Regions from separate parts of the Mus musculus genome. Here region 1 is linked to region 2. Evidence: chromatin loops called from intact Hi-C (ENCODE). Cell type or tissue: gastrocnemius. All regions are shown on one strand. Each heading gives the region's core, and the rest is flanking DNA. Links, peaks and the distances in the headings are about the cores only.

The links. Hi-C counts contacts between places; a loop is a spot of excess contacts. Peaks named below come from ENCODE experiments on the same cell type or tissue, not always from the same donor. Only the 100,000 strongest peaks of a DNase experiment are listed, where the experiment ranks them.
Region 1: a loop joins it to region 2, with 2.3 times the contacts of the local background. A loop is called at or near these places in 2 of 42 quality-filtered maps.

The regions. Positions count from the first base shown.
Region 1 is chr1:45,376,659-45,389,057 of GRCm38, forward strand. It overlaps Col5a2 (collagen, type V, alpha 2), which reads right to left. Exons shown (of 54, transcript NM_007737.2): 44 at 11,555-11,662; 45 at 10,175-10,228; 46 at 8,304-8,411; 47 at 7,742-7,795; 48 at 6,933-7,040; 49 at 6,509-6,562; 50 at 5,458-5,565; 51 at 3,342-3,633; 52 at 1,649-1,836; 53 at 1-220. Among named protein-coding and RNA genes, the nearest start is that of Col3a1, 71 kb to the left of the region's middle. In gastrocnemius, for the core only: no CTCF peak of the experiment used is centred there; no DNase peak of the experiment used is centred there.
Region 2 is chr1:45,327,984-45,340,382 of GRCm38, forward strand. Col3a1 (collagen, type III, alpha 1) reads left to right here. Exons shown (of 51, transcript NM_009930.2): 11 at 450-503; 12 at 894-938; 13 at 1,070-1,123; 14 at 2,120-2,164; 15 at 2,572-2,625; 16 at 3,123-3,221; 17 at 3,534-3,578; 18 at 3,695-3,793; 19 at 3,990-4,043; 20 at 4,152-4,259; 21 at 4,982-5,035; 22 at 5,580-5,678; 23 at 6,024-6,077; 24 at 6,231-6,329; 13 more. Among named protein-coding and RNA genes, the nearest start is that of Col3a1, 23 kb to the left of the region's middle. In gastrocnemius, for the core only: no CTCF peak of the experiment used is centred there; no DNase peak of the experiment used is centred there; H3K27ac peaks cover 1,778 bases.

The sequences.
Region 1 (12,399 bases), core at 3,413-8,412, 49 kb after region 2:
CTGTGTATCTGAATCTGATGTTTCCTTCTCCTTTTATTTCTAAGTCGTTTGACCCTTTAAGGACCACAGCTTTCTTGAGGTTTTTAGCTTGATCATCCATATATCCAACAGTGTTCCTACAGATGTAAGTAAGGTTCTGCGAGGCTTCTTTTGATAAAAGACGCAAAAAGGTCATCTGAGTGATAGCTGTGTTAGGAGACTGGTAATCTCCATATGTGAACTAGAGAAATAAAAGAAATTTATGTAACATGACATACTAAAGAGGTTCATAATATCACCCAAAGAGTCAATGCCAGGTAGATCGACAGATGACTAACAGACTATAGGTAAATCACTTTTAAAGATATTTCTTGGTACCCATATAATAAGCTACTTTATCTATACAAAGGAAAATATTTTCAAATACTATCACAAGTACCTGTGTCCTTATGATTTCAAAGAAGAGGTGAAAAGCCAAATTATTTTAATTTCCCGGAGAAAGGTTAAATAATTTTAAAATATATATATTATACTTAATAAATACAACTCAAATTATCACTAATTAGAATAAAATATAAATTAAGTGTAGGTATAAATCTATTTTACTGAATAATTACATACATATCAAAAATACTATTTTCTACAACACAAGTATCAAAACTCATTTCCAACTAACTCTTCCCTATTCATCTTCAGCTTTGAGTACTGTTTTCAATGGTCTAGTTTTGATTTCTGACATATTTATTTTGGTTAAACTATGCTTCAGCCATTTATATTTAAATTCAGCTTTTTATAGGTGTTAAATTAAATTTTCACTAAACGATAGTAGATTGTAACTTATCATATACAGAACTATAACACTTCCATAATATGTTGACTAGGGCAAGGTTGGAGGCAGAGGGGTAGGCTGGGAGTTGACTAGGGCAAGGTTGGAGGCAGAGGGGTAGGCTGGGATGAAATAATGACATTGTAATAGGACAACCAAGATCTGATGAAACCCTGAACCAAGTGGACCGTACTAGAAATATTAAGTAGACAGGAATTCAGAAAAAAATTATCATATATTTCACCTAATTAAAATAATGACTTAAACACTTCACAGGCTTCAAAGGATTACATTATTTTAAAAATGTAGCTAATAGGTATTATCTTTTCAGACACTACACTAAGCACTAACATTAATAGTGAGGCGAAGGTCAGCTTTACCACCCTTACATTAAAGTAGCAAAAGGTTTTAAAAGGCTTAGTAATTTTTTTTTTTTTTTTTTTTTTTTTTTTTTTTTTTTTTTTTTTGGTTTTTTCGAGACAGGGTTTCTCTGTGTAGCCCTGGCTGTCCTGGCACTCACTTTGTAGACCAGGCTGGCCTCGAACTCAGAAATTCGCCTGCCTCTGCCTCCCAAGTGCTGGAATTAAAGGCGTGCACCACCACGCCCAGCAAGGCTTAGTAATTTAATGAGTTCTAATTGTGACCTACGTTTCCTGGAGTTGAGACAAGACCCTTCCCACTGTCCTCCACAGTCAGTGACATGTAATAAGGGAAGATATCACTTAAAAGTAAACATAATACATTAAATCCAGTCAAACAATAATAGCATCATTTTAATAAATATGAAAACATAATAAATAATAACAATTAAAAATATAATTCTAGGTAAATATGTTAATTCACCTGAGATCCTCTATTCATGTCAAGACCGTACCACACAGGCTTATTGTCAGGGGATTTGCTGGCCCACCAGGTTTTACGTGGAACACTGGCTGGGTTTGCTGAAATACATGTCTCTCCTGTTTCCATATTGCAGTAAACTTTGATTGCATCTTCAGCTGATCCCTGGTTAGGATCAATCCAATATTCACCTATTTTCCAAGATAGAAATATGTGCTAAATGAAGATTATCTCAAATATGATTGTGAGTCTCTAAAATAATCAGTAGAGATTTCATCCTTTATTCAAACTATAATTAGTAAGAGACTGGGAAGAAGGCTCAGCAAGTGAAATGTTTCCACATAAGCATGAGGACTTGAGTTAGGATACTCAAACAGACACACACACACACACACACACACACACACACACACACACACACACACACACATATCCTATACAAAGGCTAGGTGGGTATTGTGGCCCCCCTGCAATCCCAGCATGTGGAACAATGGAAACAGGAGATCCCTACAGTGAGCCAATTAGCTAGACTAGCTAAAAAGATGAAGTGTAGACTCAGCTAAAAACCCCATCTTACCATATAAGATGTACAGTAATTAAAGAAGACATCTCATGTCAACCTGCTGTTCACATGCAGCCACACACATATGACACATAAATATACATGCAAGTAGACACATAGACACACACACACACACACACATATATATATATGAAATATTCATCTATATATATGAAATGTAACTATTAAGCACTAGGGGTCTTCTTCATGCTAACTTCTTTTCAAAAGCACTTTTCCAAATCATGAACTTAAGACTCAAAACATCCAAGTGATTTTTAAACCAAGATTTTGCCTTTTATGTTTGATCTATAATTGTATAAATATACATCAAGTGTATTTATTCACATTTGTTTCTATAGGTCTATACATATACATGTATTATTATACATAAACTGCAAAAATAAAATTTTATATAAAATGGGAGGGAAGTTGTGAGACATAAATAGTACAAAAAGTGTATATTCTTTAGATAGAACATTCTTAGTTGTCTCTGTTGATGTTAAAGTTTAAAGTTAACTGAAACCCTGGTATTTCCAAACTCATTCAAATGATCTTAGATCCCCCTTTTCTGGGTCTAATTAAATAATTTAATATTACTGAAGAAGGCAAACTAAGAACACTGTCATACAACTTAGGTAGAGACACTATTTCATTCCAAACTGCCATAAAAGATCACTATACTTGATCCTGCCAGGCAGTATAGCAAAGGATTGATTGGCAGGTCATTAAAGTGCAATAAATTGATTCAATATGCAAATCAGTTAGGGAAACATGTCCTTTACTGGCCTCTCAATGATTTACCTAATTAAAATTCTGAATGATAATGTAGGTAAGAAAGTATTTTTAATTATGCATGAGCAAGTAGTGTGTGTGTGTGTGTGTGTGTGTGTGTGTGTGTCTGAACTATTTCCTCAAAATTGTTTTTTTGATATGATGTGGCCTTTATTATATATGCTATCTATCATCTTTTCAATTAATTGTCACAACCACAAAACTATAAGCTCTAGAGCATGCTCAACAATTTATCTTTGTTTCTATCATTAACTATAAAGTTAAAAATACATTTTGGGAAGCAGTTGAGAATAACTCAACACAATCAATATGTTTTACTCAAACAGGCCCCTGTCTACTCACCGCTCTGCTTTGTGGGATGGCAAAGCTTTAAATCATCACAAGTGCGGGCTGGGTGTTTCTTGGAACCATCAGGGCTACGCATGGTTTCAATCTGACTACTGAGAGACTTCAGGGTAACATGGATCCCAGGGTCTGTTTTGTTTGTGTCATCTGGAGCTGCCTGGTCTTCCGTAAACTCTGGAAGTGGATCTGGCATGTTCTCATCATAGTGTCCCATGATATCACCAAGAGCAGCAGTAAGATGGCCAGGGGGACCTGGAGGGCCAGGAGGCCCAGGTTCACCAGGAGGACCCTAATTAAGGAGAAATTGGAAAGACATTTAATAGCATTTTGTTTTGTTTTACGAAATTGCTTACTATGCTGTGTGGGGACATTTACAACTTGGCACAAGAATAAGTCGATCCTGAAGAAGTGTGATTCATACTTCTTAAACAGGCAGGGCTAGCCTGTCAAGTGATAACATTGCAAAATGAGGAGTGATGTTGAACCGCTTTTCAGGGAAAGTATCTACCAGACAGGCTCTGAGATAAACAAAGCTTAAAGCCAAACTCTTTGCTTTGATGTCTTCTTTGAAGATATGATGTATTTCATGTGAAGAACTTTCAGAGTTACATTCTTTTCAAAACAATTTTGAGCAAGATACAACTAGAATTCTTTACCAGAGCTATGGGCAGAAGGCAGAAAAAGGATGCTAGTGTGTGAGAGCTGTTTCTGTATGTCTGCATGCAAATATTAGGGTAATGAACGCAAGACTCCCGTTAGTGAACTTGTTGGTTTGTCCAAATCAAGAAAAAAAAATAGGAAGTTTTTTGTATGTATGTGAATTTTGACAAATGTAAAAATTCTCTGTACTGAACAAATTCAAAGAAAGTTTTTCATTATCCTTTTCATAGCCTTAAAAGTGTATCCTGTTCTTCTGTTTTCAGGGGAGAACTGATGAAATGTGACCACTCAAATCAAACCCCCAAAAAGTGGAAAAGATTACAAGCTGAGTGCTCTCCATTAATTCCTCTGCATTTCCAGAGGAAGCTCTCAAGAGTCTCAAAGAAGCCAAGTAACAACTAAAGAGACACAGTTCAGGTAAAATGCAAAGCCCTTGGTGTCAGAGGCTGATATGTTAATAATATTAGCTCTGCAACTCAACTGAGGCTTCAGGGAAGGCGTTTCAACCTCTGTGCTTTCTTATCCTCAAAACACTGATTTCAGGGAGAAAGACAGATGATAGATAGATGGATAGATAGAAAATTGATTTTTCTGGGAGATCCTCCGAATTTCACACATCCTACAGTAATCTGAGAGGAAGAGCACTGAGCCATAAGAAAGTAAATCAATTACCACCCAAGTCAAATAGAAGTTCTAAAACTGTGAAACTTTCTTGACTATAAGAAGAATGAGCCTCTATAGCCACGTAATAAATAATAAACATTCAACTATTCAATGGCACTGTCACTGTAGGAACAAAGATTAAGACAGTAAGGTCAGATAAATAAGATCAAAGAAGCATCAGACAACCTTTAAATGTACAGAGTGGGTCTGTGTGTAGATAGACGCCGAATGTCTGAGGACAGAGACTAACTAACATGGTTTAGTGTTTGAAATTATACTAAATACAATTAGATTTTTAATTGAACACTGAAAATTAAAATCTTAAATGTCATCTTTGGGGAAGAAAAATTTCAAACTCATATGCTTCATTTTGTTTCAAGCTCCTGCTGCCTTGACATCCCTGCCATGCAGGACTGTATCATGAACTATGATGTAAATAAACCCTTTCTTAACTTGATTTTGTCAGAGTTTTTAACAGGAAAGCAAACTAAGATTATTGTAATTTCACACAATGCAATGTTTGTCAAACTTTGATAAGAATGGAATTATAGTTTGATATTTAACCTCGATATAATATAGGTTCAAGGGCTTGGTATCTTGAACTCTTATTTTTATATGCTCTGAATACCATGTATTAAAAGACTTGAAATAATTACTTAAGTAGATAACCTTGTTGTGGTTTCTAGGCTTAAGAGTCTCTTGAAACTCTTGTTGGCAAGGTTCCACAGTTGCCATTGGATTGACTCCATTTTGGCAACAGCATCTTCCATGCAAACTCTTTTGACCTTACCTCTGGTCCTGCTTCTCCTACACTGCCCCGCACACCAGGAGGTCCAATTGGTCCAAGTGGCCCAGGGTTTCCTTCCTTTCCTGAAGGACCTACTGGTCCTGGAGGACCCTGTCAGAACACAAAAATGTATTTTAGAAGAAAGACTGCAAAATTTCTTTCTAACAAAAGAACCATTATAGAGATGGAGTAATTACCCTGATTGCTAAGATTCTAGTCTTAATAACTAATAAGTCATCTTTCAGCATTCTGTTATATTTACAATTTCACTGTGTGTGAACTGTCCATCACTAATTCTGGGTGAAGGACCAAAATAACTTTAAAATGCTAACAGGCTGGTCACCAACTTTCATTAGTAGCAACTGTTTCATCAAATAGTTAACCTGGTTGAAAATTCAATTGATTTAAAAGGAAATGATGTAAGTTGAGTGTTTATTATGGTTGAAACCAGTACTTATATATCACTTAACCTCATCAAATCATAGCACTTTCCTTAATATTATTCTCACTTTATGTATATTTACATTGTACTTAAATATAGCAGATTTGTAACTAATCTTTCTCACTTTTTATTTTTCTAAATATTTTTCTGAATAGTCTTAGGACACCAATGATTTATAAGAAGCAGCATTTATATGAATTTACAATTTCTAAAAGCCTCAAGTATTGGTTCTCTACTATGATTTGTTTCCAAATTATCTTTGAATAAGCTTCTATGGCTTTATCACAATTAAAGAAATAAATGTCTATCTTTCAAAATCTATTCTACTTCATAAGCAGTTCCAATAACCTCAAAGAATTTATGTTTAGTGAAAATTAAACCACAAATATGAAATTGAATAGAAGCACATATAAAACCTAGGTAATAGACTTTGAGAAACAAAATATGCCATACATCAGGATATTTCTATTTCATATTACTTGCTAAGTTTGACTCATAAATTTTCTGCCAAACTGAGAGAACATGAACGAATAAATATGAAATACCAGAAATATTGTACTCAAGGAACAGTATGTCATGCACATCTGAAACTTAATAGTTTCTGTTACTTACTCTTGGACCGAAAGGACCAGGAATGCCAGCACTTCCTTGTTCACCATTTGGACCCTACAGAGGAAGATTAATGAAAGTGTTGCTAAAACATCTAAATCTGTATTGTGCTGTACTTTTATCTTTAAAAGCATGATGTCACTAATACTAGCACTATAAACAAAACCATTGATTTCTTTAACATCTGACTAAGACCAAAGACAGCTGTGTAGGTAAAGAGGCATGTAGCTTTTTGCATAATTTCTTTTCCACAATGTTTTAGGTTATATATGGGTAGTTATAGTTAGCTAACTATATGATTATCCATCAAGATAATTTTAAAGTTAAAATGATATACAAAAACACCTCTCTAATCCATAGATGTTTCTGTCAATATATCAATGTATTCTCATATGCAAGAAAGTACAGTATTTAAGAAATAACTTACAGGAGGTCCAGGAAGACCCTGCAGGCCAGTGAACCCTCTGTGGCCTTTCTGACCTCGGTCACCTCTGTCTCCATTGTCACCCTTGTCACCTCGAGGTCCTTGTGGTCCCTGGGAATAGACAATCATGAACATTAAGACTACAATTTGCTGCAATTCTACTCCTTATGATTGTATTTATTATAATTTTAAAATAGTTTCTGTAAAATTAAAACTTAAAGTAAGATTTACTTTCCATGCTGCCTGTAAGAATGATAAATTTACATATGCAAATAAACTGATGGGCTAGGACTACTGAGACTGCATTGAGAAGCAAAGTAGGGCTGAACAGGTGTGTTTGTATCTCAGGATAACCAATACCCACCAAGTTGGAAGCCACTGGCTGGGAAAGGATTGGAGACCTTTGATTTCCCAGGAACACATCCTCTTTAGAACCCCTAGCTTCTGCTTATCTCAAGCAAGAAAGCTGCTGTTGCTCTCAAAGACCCTCGGTTTTCCCCATATCAGTTTCAAACTTAATTCTCTTGGAATTTTTAATACACACTTAAACTGTACTGTTTCACATATTATTGCTTTGTAATAAAATCTTTCAAAATCTGTCTTTCAACTTTCTGGAATATCCCTCACTGCTAGCTACTGCACCATCACACTATATTGCTACTACCATCTCACAGAGTCTCTGCCTCCTAGAGATCAGTAATTTCCTAACAGCTACCCCCCCCCCCGCTATTTATGAATCTTAAGTGTACTTTCCCTTTTGGTATGTATTTTGCATAAGAAAAATTTATTTGTTCAGAAAACATAGAACTTACAGGTAAACCACGCTTTCCAGCTCGACCAGGTGGTCCTACAGGGCCTCGAGAACCCTAGAAAATTTTTCATAAAACTTGGTATCTTAAAGCATAAATATACACAGGAATATAAATCTAAGAGGAACATCTCGATATAAACATAGATATATATATCATGTACACATTGACACCTGCCAAATGTTTGTACTTCAGGTAAGAACACACTAACTCTAGTAACATATTACAGTGAACTTCAAATATTAACTTGACCAAATTAAGTTCACCTTAGTGTTCTAGTAAATTACATTGATTCAGATAAATTCCTATAGAATTTATAAAACACATATTGGTGTGTTCCTATAAATCACAACCTGTTTAAATAATTAAAGAAAATATATCAGTATCACATCCATATTCAAAAGCAAATTAGTTTAAAAACTAAGTATATATTTTAATTCATAATTTTCTATCACTATTTAGAGTCCTCAGCTAATAATATAATCAGGACTGAATGCATATACATATAGTTACAGGATAGTATATCAGTGTCATGTAATTGTCAATGTGAAGTTGACATTCTTACTGGCTCTCCTCTTTGTCCTGCATCTCCAGGGGCACCAACAGGGCCAGGAGTTCCAGGGGCACCCTGAGAGCCTGGTAGACCAGCAGGCCCGGGGTCTCCACGGTCACCCTGACAAAAAATATAATATTATTCTTTAAATAATTATTCTATAAGAGTAACAATATTCAATATTGCTCATATTATTTACAATATGAAAATATATCTTTTTAAACATATTTATTTATTATTTTACTTAATTATTTACTTTTATTCACTAGTGAATAAATTTAATTCACAGGCATAGGACTGTTCCACCCTGGCTTTAGAACTTATTCATCCTCGATTTCTGCTGGTCCCTATGTCCAGAGTGTTGGAGGACAGGAGTGTTTGTCTCCAGAACTGAACATTTGATAGTCTAATTTCCTAGACTAGCAGTCTTCAGAGTAGTATTCCCATTTGTAACACACAATGCAATTTCACAGTGGAAACCACTTCATCCATTTTTCAAATCCATACAGAGTCTCTCAGAAAACTTGTTCTGAGTGCTGTTAACTTACTACCCTTTTTAAAAGCATTCTTCCCCTACCTTACAGAAGAAGGGCAGCTACCATGCTAGCTGCAATGTTCATATGGTATAATACCCTCAAAAGGCAACGAACTGGGGGCAAACAAAGTTGTCTTCAGATTGCATATGTCACTCGGAATAATTAGGGGAAAATAGGCCTCCCCTCATTACACTCAGACAACCCCATGTGACGGGGCTGCAAATAACATCTTGATATGGAAGCACAGGTAAGCTCAGACTGGCAGGAGTATGCATGGAAACAATTAGTGACTCAAAAAAACAGAGCCAAATGTTATTTTGCGAAGGATATTAACTCTAACTTGGCTTGTTAATTTGGCAGATAGAGAGAACACTGGATTCTAAGTTAAAGAACACACAGACAATAAACTGAAGGAAAGATTTTGAAAAGTAACTTGTTTAAAGCACACATGCAATTGTAATTTATAGGGAATTTCCTGTGCCATATGTATATTAAAGTTTGTGATTAAACTGAAACAGCAATTTAAAGTCCACGTAGGAGTTCACGGTACAGCAGTAATATTTCTGGTAGTGAACATCAAGACCTTTGAATATTTGCTGCGTTACGTGAGTACACCAGCAAAGGCAAATGTTCCAGATGTCAGAAAATTTCTATGGCTGTGTTAGATAAGGAGAGTCTTAGCCCAGGTTTCTCCAAACTTTTCCATCTCCCTATTAATAGCATGATAACATTTTTGTGTGCTTACCCTGAAAAAAAATTAAGCCTATAAATACTTGCATTTAAGTATTTGGAAACAGATTCAGAAAATTTAACATCACGAGGCTGGTTTGCCTTTAGTGGCCAGATCTGTTTCCTAATTAACAGCTGTGTAATCACCAAAAGAGACTCAGCTGCTATTATACCTTGGAAAATTATCAGCTCAACACAGGGCTAATTTAAAAATAAATACCACACCTACAGTTTAGAGTGCATCATTGCTTATATCCTTGTAAGTTACTTTCTTTAGAGAATGAGTAGAAAAATGTAGCTATCACTCAGTTGTGTAACTGATACAGAAATTTAGAACATCGATTCACATCTTCATCCAAGGCTTCTATGTTACACCAAATATAAAAGCAATTTGGTTTCTTGCTTTTGAAAAACATGTATCATACTTTGTCATGCATTCAGACATTATTTCATGTACAAGGTTATCCAAAGTTATGACCTTACTAAACTGTTTGCCATCAGAAAAATCAGAGTTGCACTGGGGTTATAAAGATAGAGAGTATTTTTATTAAAATTGCTATTACGCTAGATTCACAATGATTTCATGCTTATGTGGTTCTAATGTTTTAATCAACTTACCCGTTCTCCAACAGCACCATCCCGTCCTGGGGTACCATCATTACCAGCCGGACCCTAAAAAGAATAGTGTTAGACACAGCTTCTTGAGGAGGCTTTTAAACTCTCAGCCAGTTGACCAGAAACTGACCAACATGTTTTCTCCTCTTTAAACTATAAAATAACAGTCAACACTCCAATCTCTTTTTTATTGTCAACTGATTGTAAAATTACCATGTTCTTTTTTTCCCTTTTTTATTAGATGTTTTCTTCATTTACATTTCAAATGCTATTTCCTTTCCTAGTTTCCTCTCTGAAAATCCCCTATAGCCTCCCTCCTCCCTCTGCTCCCCAACCCACCTACTCCTACTTCCTGGCCCTGGCATTCCCCTATACTGGGGCATAGAATCTTCACAAGACCAACGGACTCTCCTCCCATTGATGGCCAACTAGGCCATCCTCTGCTACATATGCAGGTAGAGACACGAGTTCTGGGGGTACTGGTTCTCATATTGTTGTTTCTCCCATAGTCCTGGAGACCCCTTCAGCTCCTCAGGTACTTTCTCTACCTCCTTCATTGTGTTCCATCCAATAGATGACTGTAAGCATCCACTTATGTATTTACTGTATTCTTATTTACTCCTATTGTTTAATTCTAGTTCTCATTAAAGAAAAAATCCAGAGATGCATGGAAATAGATCACAATTACAGTGCCACTATCTTGCATTTTGCCTGAATTCTCACTTTGTTTATCCAAATAATATTTTTAAGGTTTTGAAACTATATGACTATATTCATGTTATATAAGATTATGTTTCAAATCTTGCCCGACTTTACTTTCATGTTTTCATGTATCTTTAAAATCACTGGCTGTTGAGCAGAGGGTATTCTATTCTTTGGCTTCCCAAATTGCCTGTTAGAGCCTTATTTCCTCTAAAAAGAGACTAAAGGGATATGACAACCATAATGTTACTTTACAGTGATAAAAAAAAAATAACCCTCTACTTCCTTTCCCTTCTTCATGAGCTGTAATAGTGTCATTAATCCTATCTCCATAAAACTTGGCAATTTTCATAAATATCCCATTACAGAATGAAATAATAGCAAGGAAAAAGGTGAATGGCTGTGTCCTCTCACCCTCAAAACAATTTGCCAAAAGCTAAATCAACCAAAATGCTCACTTCAGCTATTCTAAAAGCCAGTAGAAAGGCACTAAATTTGTTTCTCTATCACTTAGTCAAATCTCTAGGGAAGCAAGCACATCAAACAGAATGACAGACATCTTTCTTAAGCTCATGTGTACAATGCATTTCTAAATATCTACATCAATTTGATAATGAAATAACTATAACCTTCATACACATCTAAAATGAAGGTATTTTTGTTAAGGACTGTAGCACTCACTTCTGGCCCAGGTTCTCCTACAGGACCATTGGAACCTGGAGGTCCTACAGGTCCAGGGGGACCTTTATCTCCTGTCGCACCAGTTGGTCCTACTTTTCCTGGTGTACCCTGAAATTAAAACACAAGTAGGTAAAACACTGCAAAAGAATACCAGTTTCCATAAGACCCATTCATTCAGTAGTTCTTCAATTTTTCCTCCAATATATGTAACTGTCCAGTACCCTACAACATGATTGCTTAAAGACATTCATACTTCTTATCACATTGCTCATGACATATCAAAGAGACCAAAATCATCCTACATCGCCTGTTTAGGTATGCATTTTGTGTTTGAAACATATGTAGTCAATTGTGGCTATGCTTTTGTTATCTGTATCACTTCAAAGATATACATATCTTTATTACTCCTGCTTTTTCTGCTCATTTTTTTAAAAAATGTGATCAGTACTTTAGACTCATCATTGAAAACTTTTACTTTCAAATTCTTGGCTCAATTTTGATATCTCTAAGATAAACTTGAACTCCTAATTTGTTCATATTTCTACCCAATGGTCTACTAGATTCACATACTGGGAGTCCACGTTCCACATAAAAACACTATTTCCCCCTCAAACTTTGGCAACTGGTAAAATCTAGTTGCTTTAGAGTTTTTATAGAGTGAAACTTTCCTCCATACTCCAAATAATACGAGACCCTCAAGCACTCAAAAAGAACAGGGGATTGTACTTCACCCACAATCACTTCTGATGTGACTTTAACTCAACCATGTCTTTTCTTTGGTTGTTTACTGTGAAGTATGGCTGTTTTTTTTTTTTTAAGGATATTTATTTTAAAAGATGCTGCCA
Region 2 (12,399 bases), core at 2,610-7,609:
AAGAACAATATCCATCAAACTAGAGTTTATTCTTCTATACTTAAGACAACTTTTTAATCATACTAAATTGAATGTTCTCATTAGTTTCTCTTTTTTTTGTAATAATACGTTGCCAAATGTTCAGCAGTTCAAAATACTTTACATGAATTAAATTATCACTACATTAGCCATATATAATAAAAACAGAAATGAAAAGCCAATGTAAAACTTACTAACTATACTGAGTTGTTAACAAATTTAGGCCTTTGGTCCTGTGAAGACTTTATGCCTCAGTGTAGGGGAATACCAGGGACAGGAAGTGGGAGTGGGTGGGTTGGTGAGCAAGGGGGTGGGGAGAGGATGGGGAGGGGTTGGAGAGGAAACCAGCAAAGGGGGTAACATTTGAAATGTAAATAAAGAAAATATCTAATAAAACAAAAAATAAAAATTGTTTTTAAAAATATTTCTAGGGCTTTGATGGACGCAATGGAGAAAAGGGAGAAACAGGTGCTCCTGGACTGAAGGTAAATTGCAGCACACAGCGTTCATGAGTAAACTCCTTTAGAGTCTGGAACTATGTTAAGATTTATCTTCTGGGACCTAACTTGGTCTTACAACTGTTCTTTTCATATAGCCATTGCTTAGCTATATGTAAATCTTAAGTCTTCCATGAAAGCTAATAACAAAGAATCCGGCATAAAAATGTTTGTATATCTCAGTGTGTCTAATAAACAATATGTTTATCCCTCGTGCATTTAAAATGCAGAAACTGAAGTATCTGATAATGAAAATCAAATTCATTCAGAAATTTGATATTACTAAAGTACACATTTTTCTTAGTATTTTCTGTGATACAATATTTGTAATGTCAAAGTGTCCGTTGCACAAAATAGTAACATTTTGCATATCCCTAGGGTGAAAATGGTCTTCCAGGAGACAACGGAGCTCCTGGCCCCATGGTAATTATGTTTCCTCTCATGTGATTATCAATATTAGTATTAAACTTCCAATCCGATTGCCTTTCTCCTTTCCAGCTGTTCTCACACATGTCACATTTACATTAAGGTCATGCTTTGAATTTTGGTTGCAGGGTCCTAGAGGGGCTCCTGGTGAGCGAGGACGACCAGGCCTTCCTGGAGCTGCAGTGAGTATTGCCACAGTGTACCCAGATAAAAGTAGGGGTGGTCAGCTCAGTCAAGCTTTGGATGTAATGATATGGAAAGGAATGTCTTACAATTGCTCTCTCTGGTCATAATTTTGATGGCTGTTGGGATATTAGTTTCATAATTCATTAGAGCAACATATTCGCATTCAGTTCTAAAAGCCCAGAATCTAGTCCTGATACATATCACTAATGTGGTGCCCCAACATTCTAACACTGAGTCTAAAAATATGTGATGAGTAAGCAAATTTTAATATATTTGAAGCAAATTCAACTCAACTGAGCTTGGATTGTAGTTATAACATTACTTGTAACTAAACTTTCATAATAAAATGTTTGAAACCAAACTTCACTTTCTTTTTTTGTTTTTGTTTGTTTGTTTGTTTGTTTTTGTTTTTTGCTTTTTTGTTTTTTGTTTTTGTTTTTGTTTTTGTTTTTCAAGACAGGGTTTCCTCTGTATAGCCCTGGCTGTCCTGGAACCAAACTTCACTTTCTTTTTTTGTTTTTGTTTGTTTGTTTGTTTGTTTTTGTTTTTTGCTTTTTTGTTTTTTGTTTTTGTTTTTGTTTTTGTTTTTCAAGACAGGGTTTCCTCTGTATAGCCCTGGCTGTCCTGGAACTCACTTTGTAGACCAGGCTGGCCTCCAACTCAGAAATCTGCCTGCCTCTGCCTCTGCCTCTGCCTCTGCCTCTGCCTCTGCCTCTGCCTCTGCCTCTGCCTCTGCCTCTGCCTCTGCCTCTGCCTCTGCCTCTGCCTCTGCCTCTGCCTCTGCCTCTGCCTCTGCCTCTGCCTCTGCCTCTGCCTCTGCCTCTGCCTCTGCCTCTGCCTCTGCCTCCCAAGTGCGTGCACCACCACACACAGCTCAAACTTCACTTTCTATATTTGAGAGAAATTCAGTTTAATGATCTTGAATTGCAGTCTGATACTTTTAATTAATCTTTCATAAGTAAGAAAATATTGAGACAAACTTCTCTTTGTAGGGTGCTCGAGGCAATGATGGTGCTCGGGGCAGTGATGGGCAACCTGTGAGTAACTTTGCATCTAATCCTGCTTTGTTCTATAGTGCTTAGAAATTTTGAATTACATTTATGTTATATTATATTATATTATATCATTATATAGCAAATCCATACTGCTTCTTGATTATTTTTAACCTTGGAAATGGAAACAATTTGTAGGTGTCATACTAGGTTGACATGTACATGGCATTTGTGTTTAATATCCAACATTGGACATGCCGATTAAAAGAAATGCAAAGTAGATAGTGATAGTATCTCTAGGATGTAAAGATTACAAAGGCTCAGAGGTAAGTATCCTGTAAGTCACAGGATTAATGAAAAAGTGTATAGGAATACTCATGTTCAAACTTCAGATGTAACCCCTTTCTTATCTTACACAACTTTGTTATGTGCAAATTGTACGTTGTTTTTAGGGTCCCCCTGGCCCTCCTGGAACTGCAGGATTCCCTGGATCCCCTGGTGCTAAGGTAAGCCTACAGTTCTTTAGAAGAATGTATAAAATAGACAAAAATTCATTCGATTGCTTCTCAGAATTGACCAATAAAAATAATCAAATGTACATTTATTTTCATTTACAGAGAGCTTTAGAGCTCCATTCTAGTCTCCTTTCTCTCTCTCTCATACATAATATGTGTGCATACATATGTAGTATATGGCATATATAGTATATAATATATATCATATATATATGCATAATATATTCTCATTAGTATTGTACCATCCTGATATGTCTTCTGAGTGCTTCGACTTTTTCCAACGTCTTTTCTGGGAAACACCTATAACATGGGCAGACCCATATTTACCATTGTCCTTTGTTGCTATGATTAATAATCCTTTGTTTTAACTATTGCATATAACCATAGTAATATAGCTTTAGGGAAATGAGTTTAAACAGAGCTGAAAGCTAAGCTAAGTTATTAAAAAGTGGAAAGGAAAACTTACATGTTGGAATTTGTCTCTTTAGGGTGAAGTTGGACCTGCAGGGTCCCCTGGCTCAAATGGCTCACCAGGACAAAGAGGGGAGCCTGGACCGCAGGGACATGCTGGTGCTCAAGGGCCTCCTGTAAGTAGCATATAAGAGGGAATTCAAGCTGCTAGACTTAGTCCATCCGTGCAGGTTGCTTACACTAACCACCAAGCAGGAAATAAACAAAACTAAAGTTCTCTTATTCCTTTATTTTTAATAATTTAGAACAAGTATCTATCTGACTTAATTCATATATACACATATATAGGTATATGTGTATAGGTGCTGTTGCTAGAGAAATAACATATTCTCTGCAATACATAATACCTATCAGTAAATATATTCTCTAAACAGAGAACTCCAAATCCATGTGCTCTGATAATATGCTCTCTCACCTTGTGTTCCTAGGGCCCTCCCGGGAATAACGGCAGTCCTGGTGGAAAGGGTGAAATGGTAAGTAAGCTGCCCCACCCTCAGCTCTTCCTTACACAGAAGAATTAAATATTTAAGCCAGACAGTAGAAAGGAAGGTCCACGCTTTGCTAATGAGAGTGTTTGTGTTGTTTTTAGGGTCCAGCTGGCATTCCTGGAGCCCCTGGACTAATAGGAGCAAGGGGCCCCCCTGGACCAGCAGGAACTAATGGTATACCCGGAACACGAGGTCCTTCAGTAAGTTCGTCTCTCCTTCAATGCCTGGAAGTTTATGTTTAACTCTCACAACAAAATATTGACATTCCTTTTGCTCCTTCTCCATTTAAGTTATCCAGCTCTCCCTCTAGCTCTATGACAGTATAACATCTAGCTAATTGTGATTTTGTTAGTCAAATCCTTGTTGTTTTTACATGGAGATTTCGTTTCATTTTAGGGTGAACCCGGCAAGAACGGTGCGAAGGGAGAGCCAGGAGCACGCGGTGAACGGGTCAGTATTAAGCCAACAGGACTTAGCTACTCAGACAACTGCAGAGTGATGAGAAAGTAATGAGTACGTTTCTCAACGAAATCTAGTCAAAATTCTTTATGTTGTCAGGGCGAAGCTGGTTCCCCAGGAATTCCAGGACCTAAGGGCGAAGATGGCAAAGATGGATCACCTGGAGAACCTGGTGCAAATGGGCTTCCAGGAGCCGCAGGAGAAAGGGTAGGTTTCCATTTTTACCTGTTTCACTATTCATTGGGACACAGTAACCTTTGATTTTTTTTGTGTTTGTTTGTTTGTTTGTGTGTTTGTTGAGACAGGGTCTTACTTATAAACTAGGTTGCCTTGACCTTTACTCTGTGGCTAAGGCTGGTCTCAAAGTCATGGCAATCCTCCTACCTCATCTGCCCCTGCTACTTAGATTAGAGGTATGAACCTCCACAACAGTTTAAGACACAAGGAAAGCCTGTAATGGTGAATTGTTTTTACACAATGACTCACTGAAGACTGGCCCCAAATTTAGAGATTCTCCTAACTCTGTCTCTCAAAAGATTAAACAAGCGATATAAATTGTGAACCACCCGCCCTTCTGTCCAGTGTTTTTCTTGGCATGTTTAGCTTAAACTTAAAATCTGAGTGCTTATTTCTGTTTTGTTTGTACATTTTGTTGATTGGTTTTCCTGTGATTCAGGATATTTCACTGTTTAGGAGTTTTGGTTTTGTTTTTTGTTTTATTTTCTCAGTGCTAGGAACTGACCCCATGATGTGTTTTGTGGCAATGCTCTACCACTAAATTAATTCCCACATTCTGTAATACTTAGTAATACAAGAATACTATATTATACTTAGAACTTAGTAATACAAGAATAACTATATTGCAACCTATGAAGTATGAATAGGTTTTAATCTTTTAAACTGAAATATTTAACTGTGATTGTTTCTAGGGTCCTAGTGGCTTCCGAGGACCTGCAGGGCCAAATGGCATCCCAGGAGAAAAGGTAAATACTTCAGCTCCTAAAATCCATTACTACAAATAGGTATTTCTTTCATATGTTATACCACTAATGGGAGAATAAATATCTGAAGGACATGTAACCGGATAATAAAACACAAACCATCACCATGTGACTCTAGCCCCTACTTTGATACTTTCATGGCTATCTGACAAACTAAATCTACTTCATGCATGTCATGTCCTGAGTGAGAAGTCACTAACCTCAGGGTCACTGCAAGAATTATAGAAATCATCTGCACATATGGAGGAAGCTCCAAAGGAACTTCTAATCATTAAATTTCCTTAATTAAGTGTAAAAAGTAGTTACTTCCAATTAATAATGTTGGTTATAAGCATGGAAAATTCATCATAGTTGCCCAATTTTTCTTCAAGATGAAAACCAAACTAAAACAGATGATTTTTATAGATCAGAATACAGCAACACAAAACTGTCCTTGAGAGGCCAAAAACTCCAACAGTTATAGATTAAGTATTGTCAATGTCTATGTTAATCAAAAATCTTTATGACTTGTTATCTCACAACTTAGGGTCCTCCCGGAGAGCGTGGTGGCCCAGGTCCTGCAGGACCCAGAGGAGTAGCTGGAGAACCTGGCCGAGATGGAACCCCTGGAGGTCCAGGGATACGGGTAAGGAGACACATTTGTTTGACTAATGCTGTAAACTGGTAAGAAGAAAGACAATACAAATAATGAGAGGCTAAAGACAACTTCACAAGATGATACCTTTCAAAAGTCTCAAAGTAAACAAACCAAATTCCTTATTTAAAAAAAACAAACAAATAAACAACCATGGGTCAAGACAGATTAAGGAAGAGAATAAAACTAAATATTTGACTAGGATCAGTTTTTAAGCAGAAAATAGGGAGTACATTTGCAAGGATACATATAAACACGTAAATCTCAAAGTTGTACATGTTAACTATGTTGTACTTTTACATTTTAAGTCACATGACTGCTATACTTCTCATTTAGGGTATGCCCGGAAGTCCAGGTGGACCAGGCAATGATGGAAAACCAGGACCTCCTGTATGTACAATTATGATGTCTTGTTTTACTAACCCAGTAAAAAAAAATGAAATGCATACATTGGATAGATTTGAGTGTGTGTATATGTATGTGTATTATAATTAGATTATTTGTTCATCAAGTCCTGATTATGGCAAGTGTTTTTCTTACTAGGGAAGTCAAGGAGAAAGTGGTCGCCCTGGTCCCCCTGGCCCATCTGGTCCCAGAGGTCAGCCTGGTGTCATGGGTTTCCCTGGTCCTAAAGGAAATGATGTAAGTTCTATAATTACTTTCTTCAATAAATATTTGACAGATTGATGGCCTTTGACCTCTATATGAAAATGCAAAATCACCTAATACCTAGCCTATCATTTAAACATGAAAGAATGTGTGACAATTGAGCAGCATGTATGAATAGAGACAAATATATAGTTGGCAATGGGTGTATGTATGTGTGTGTGTGTGGCTTTGCATGTGTAGCAGGATCAAAAAATGGGGTTTGGACTTTTATTAGTGAATTACTTTTTGAGTATCTAAACCCTTGCTTTTTTCTTTAGGGTGCCCCTGGCAAGAATGGAGAACGGGGTGGCCCTGGAGGACCTGGCCTTCCAGTATGTAGCTTTGGTTTATTTCTGGCTTTCTAATCATTTCAGCCATCTTCAGCCTCAATACTTCCTTGTTATATGTGTTAATTCTGTTTCCCTGACTGTCACTTTTGTAGGGTCCTGCTGGAAAGAATGGGGAGACTGGACCTCAGGGTCCCCCAGGACCTACTGTAAGTTTTCATATAATTAAGATAGAGGTAGGGTAGAGATATAACAAAGTCAATAATTTAGAATGTATGTTATCTCTACCACTGTGCCATAATATTTCACCAAGCAGTTACTAGACTTTCTTATTTTATTATCAAGTTAAATGTTGGCATTAATTATATGTTGTATTAATGTGCTTGAATATCTTCTATAGATCAAGATTTCCCTACTCTTAACATTTTTGCCTTTTAAAGTAAGCAATAGGCCTACTGAGAGGTGGACTATAGACTAACTAGGAATGACAATTTTACAATGGAGTGTATAATTGTGCTTCTGAACCTAGGGCCCAGCTGGTGACAAGGGAGATTCTGGACCCCCTGGTCCACAAGGATTACAAGTAAGAGTTTGTTCTTCAAATGTTATTAGTTTTTAACAGACAATTCCATATTTCCTTTTTGTACCTATTTTTATTACATAAATATACGTCAAAATTTTGTGAGCAGGCTACATGTTCATCTGAAACTTAATTTTTAAGTTTTTCTTCCATCCTGAAATATAGCATTAATAGTAGTTTTCTTCTATTGGTATTCTAGAATGCACATATTCATTTATTAAAAATGAGTTGAACTCAAAGAGTTCTATATGCACATACTTTTCTCTATTATAGTGAAAACTCCACATAGCTAAATTAATCTATCTTTATCTCTTAGTTCATCTGTATATATATAGAAAACAAAAAATATAGATGTGAGCACAGGTTTCTAATATGTAACTATCCTCTATCTGTCACTGGTTAATGAATGAGGCAAACATTTTGTACCTTAAAATTATGAAAATTACGTCATTAACTACCTGGAAAATACATTTATATATAAAAAGCTTTCACATAGCTGTGTTTGAAGTGATCACACACAATGTAATTTTGTTGATTTGTAGGGCATACCTGGTACCGGTGGTCCTCCAGGAGAAAATGGGAAACCAGGTGAACCAGTAAGTTGAATCTTATTTTAAAGAGGCTATGCCAGTGCCTGGCAAATACAGAAGTGGGTGCTTATAGTCATCTATTGGATGGAATACAGGGCCCCTAATGGAGGAGCTAGAGAAAGTACCCAAAGAACTGAAGGGGTCTGAAACCCTATAGGTGGAGCAACAATATCAACTAACCAGTACCCCCAGAGCTCATGTCTCTAGCTGCATATGTAGCAAAAGATGGCCTAGTCGGCCATCATTGGGAAGAGTGGCCCCTTGGTTTTGAAAACTTTATATGCCCCAATACAGGGGAACATCAGGGCCATGAAGTGGGAGTGGGTTGGTAGGGGAGCAGGGCAGGGGAGGGTACAGGGGACTTTTGGGATAGCACTTGAAATGTAAATGAAGAAAATATCTAATAAAAAAATTGGAAAAACATAGCAACTAAGTGAAAAATATCAAAATTCATTTATCTATTATTAGCTTTGTATGTTCTAATAGCTAAGTTTTTATTGTGTAGATCAATCGGTACAGTGATTGCTAGCATGCATGAAACACTTGGTGAGGCCTCTAGCACAGTATAAACCAAATGTCGGCCTGTCTTCTCAGTCTCTTTGGGGAGGAAGGCAGCAGCATTATCGGAAGTTCAAGATCACCCTTGGCTGAATGTGTCTGAGGTGCATGAGACCCTGTCACAGAAATAACAACCAAGCAAACATGAGTTACTCATAATGCCACTTACAAAACGTTTATATTTTATATAAAAGAACAGAATTAAGATGCATAGCTTCATAATTTAAACAATTGCACAATATAGAGGCATGACAGACGTCAATGTTGTTTATACCTGTGCAGTGCATACTGACAAATGCTTACCATACATAATGTTGACCTCCTAGGGTCCAAAGGGTGAAGTCGGTGCTCCTGGAGCTCCTGGAGGCAAGGTAATTTCTTTACCTTTTTACCATGTTATGGAGCAACTTGATTAGAGAAAAAATTTTAAGTACATTGAACTAAAGGGTTCTTTGCTTAGAAAAATTAGATTCCCAATGTTTAGTACATCCATGTAAGCAAACGGCATGCACTTCCAGTGCATTAATTTTGCTCCATTTGAATATTCTAACATTACAAAGCACCACAGACTGTGCCATCAAGGGGAAAGACAGGTGATGTATGGCTTCCCTACAGAGAACTCTCCTGGTGGCAGAAGCACAAACTTTATCTCTCTGAATAATAACAGTAATTACTTTAAAGACATGTCTAGTTTAACCAGGAGAAATACACATTTCATTTTGCTAGGCTTTTTACAAGATTCCTGTTCTCAAACAATAAATTAAAGTTTTATACTCATAAAATTTGCAAAACTATTAAAATTTCTAACTTCAAAACCTTATTAGACATAATCAAAACTACATAATTTCCAGTGCTTTTCTTTTCTGACAATGTGCTTCTAATATGGACATTATATTTCCAATGATAGGGTGATTCTGGTGCACCTGGAGAACGTGGGCCTCCTGGAACAGCAGGAATCCCTGGTGCTAGAGGTGGAGCTGGACCCCCTGGCCCTGAGGGAGGAAAGGTAACTGTAGTTGCTGATTCCCGTAAATATTAGAGAATGCACTTCAATTGCTTTCTTGTCATTTGCCATGTATTTCTTCATTGCAGGGCCCTGCTGGTCCCCCTGGCCCTCCTGGTGCTTCTGGTTCTCCTGGTCTGCAAGGGATGCCAGGGGAAAGAGGAGGTCCTGGAAGTCCTGGCCCAAAGGGTGAAAAGGTGCTTATAGCTGCATATGTATCAAAAGATGGCCTAGTCGGCCATCACTGGAAAGAGAGGCCCATTGGACACGCAAACTTTATATGCCCCAGTACAGGGGAACGCCAGGGCCAAAAAAGGGGGAGTGGGTGGGTAGGGGATTGGGGGTGGGTGGGTATGGGGGACTTTTGGTATAGCACTGGAAATGTAAATGAGCTAAATACCTAATAAAAAATGGAAAAAAAAACACACCTTCTAGATTAAAGGAAATTCCCATCACTAGAAACTATTTTCAAAATTATTGTTATCATTTTAAATGAATTTTGACATAGAGTCCTATAACAACTATCAATCAAAATATCAGCTCTAACCCCAGCAAATCCTGAGGATTGCTATGTTAGACTGGGGATGTTGTTATCTGATGATGCTTGCTTTTGATTCGCAGGGTGAACCAGGTGGTGCAGGTGCTGACGGAGTTCCAGGAAAGGATGGGCCAAGGGTGAGTATTCACATCAGTGAGAAATGAGCCCTGATTATATGCAATATGTTGTAGACCCTTCCTCAGCTTTCACTGTTTCATAAAATGAGACCATATGTTACCACATTCTGAACATTAAACAGTACTGATCACTTCCCTACTTAAATTCTTAGCTTCTATCTACCACTCCGTGATAGTTCTACAGTGACCTAAGTATGATAAAAGCAAGGAATGGATACCATAATGTATCAAGAAATCCAAAGTAATTAATATCGTTAAGAAATACAGTTTTAAAAATATGTTACCATAAGGTATTTTATCACATCCTATTTATCTTCTCTAATTATGGTTTAAAAAAAGAATGTATCAATGAAATCACTTAATTCAATTACCTTCTTCAATCATACACACAGAATAGTGAACTTACTAAACTCTCATACTTATACACAGCAATGAACAAATCATTTGAGCCAAGAGAGAGCAAAAATCTACCCACTTTAGTGGTAAATAAATGTCCCTATACTCTGATTAATACAAGAAATTATGTTTATTTTTTCAAAACTAAAGACACTTCTTCCTGCAGGGTCCTGCTGGCCCTATTGGTCCCCCTGGCCCAGCTGGTCAGCCTGGAGATAAGGTAACAAAACTACTGGAAACAAAAATCAATCTTTGCTTTAATAGACATAGAACAGTAACAATATCATTTGATCTTTTCTCAGGGTGAAGGTGGTTCCCCTGGACTTCCAGGTATAGCTGGACCTCGAGGTGGCCCTGTAAGTATTAAAGGCATTTTCATCATACTCTCAACACAAAACAGTCCATAGCTTTAGCAACTTTGCCCCTGGTATTCTGATCTTCATGTTTAAAGCTCTATGTTTAAAATATATGAGATGCAAGAATATATTTTAAAATGTTAAAGTCCTCATGAGATTATTTACGATACCTTATTAACTGAAAAACTCTGGGGAAAGTACATAATTTGAAAAACAGTATATATTTCTAAATGAGCATCTCTTAAACTTTACCAAAAGCTTATCCAAATCAAAAATCCTTTGCCCCTAAAAAGATTTGGCAATCAAGATAAAGCTACAGAAAGTGTATTTGTTTAATCAATGTGTTAGTAGATATTTTACCCTTCTGCCAAATGTTAAATACTTTATACTTGCAATATTTAAGTGTATTAAATATTTGCACTTTGATGATATATTCCTTGGAAGTTATATCTCAGTTCAGAGACAGAAGAAATCAACAGTTGCAGTGCTGTTCCTTTCTTATGTTGATAAGAAGTAAAAAAGACTTTTAGATACAGAGACACATAATGCCTGTGGAGAAGGCCTTCACTGTGACTAATAATATACCTTCCTTCAGGGTGAGAGAGGTGAACATGGCCCTCCAGGACCTGCTGGCTTCCCGGGTGCTCCTGTAAGTATGGACTTCTAAGAATGTATATCACAATGCTTATTTTATCAAATTACTGAAAACTAGCAAATAAAAATGTTACCCTGGTTCCAGTATTTCTTCAGCCACTTTACCATTCGAAATTACTTTATCCCTTTTTTAAGCAGCTCAAACACCAATCCTTCTTTGTGCAACATCATGATGCTCATTTTCAAATTCAAGGGAAGATCCTTCTCCTTTTCCTCCTCCTCCTCCTCCTCCTCCTCCTCCTCCTCCTCCTCCTCCTCCTTATTCTCCTTCTTTTGCCACAGTATTTTGATTGGTTTTGCTTTGGCATATCTTCTAAGAGCCTCCTATCCCTATTTGATGGCAACAACTTCCCAGCTTAAAAAAAAAAAAGTTCTACGTTTTAAAGAGAAACAATGATAAGTCAAGCATGTTGTGAAGGAACTTGACTCACAGATGGTCACTGTTGCTGTGTTCAGGGACAGAATGGTGAACCAGGTGCTAAAGGAGAAAGAGGTGCCCCTGGAGAGAAAGGTGAAGGAGGCCCTCCAGGACCTGCAGGACCCACTGGCAGTTCTGGACCTGCTGTAAGTCTTATTGTTAAACCATTGTGTAAGACATTTTGGTTTATTACTAAGTTAATATTTCATGTAAGATTTTTGTGTTATGGGAGGAGAATATAATCTTCATAGGAATATAGTCCTTAATTCTAATTTTCTTTTCTGTAATTTGGATATGATCATAGGTGAGCTAATTTAATCTCTTCAGGGAGCATTACTGGTTTTCCAGTGATTAATGATTTTCTCAAATGTTTATTTTATTACTTTACTCAATATTCCTTTCCTTTCATTTGTGTTTAGGGTCCGCCTGGTCCTCAGGGTGTAAAGGGTGAACGTGGTAGTCCTGGTGGTCCTGTAAGTATGAATTCTCTTAGCTATCATTCTATGACTGTTATTGAACATAGTTATTGATTCCAATCTAAGTGAAG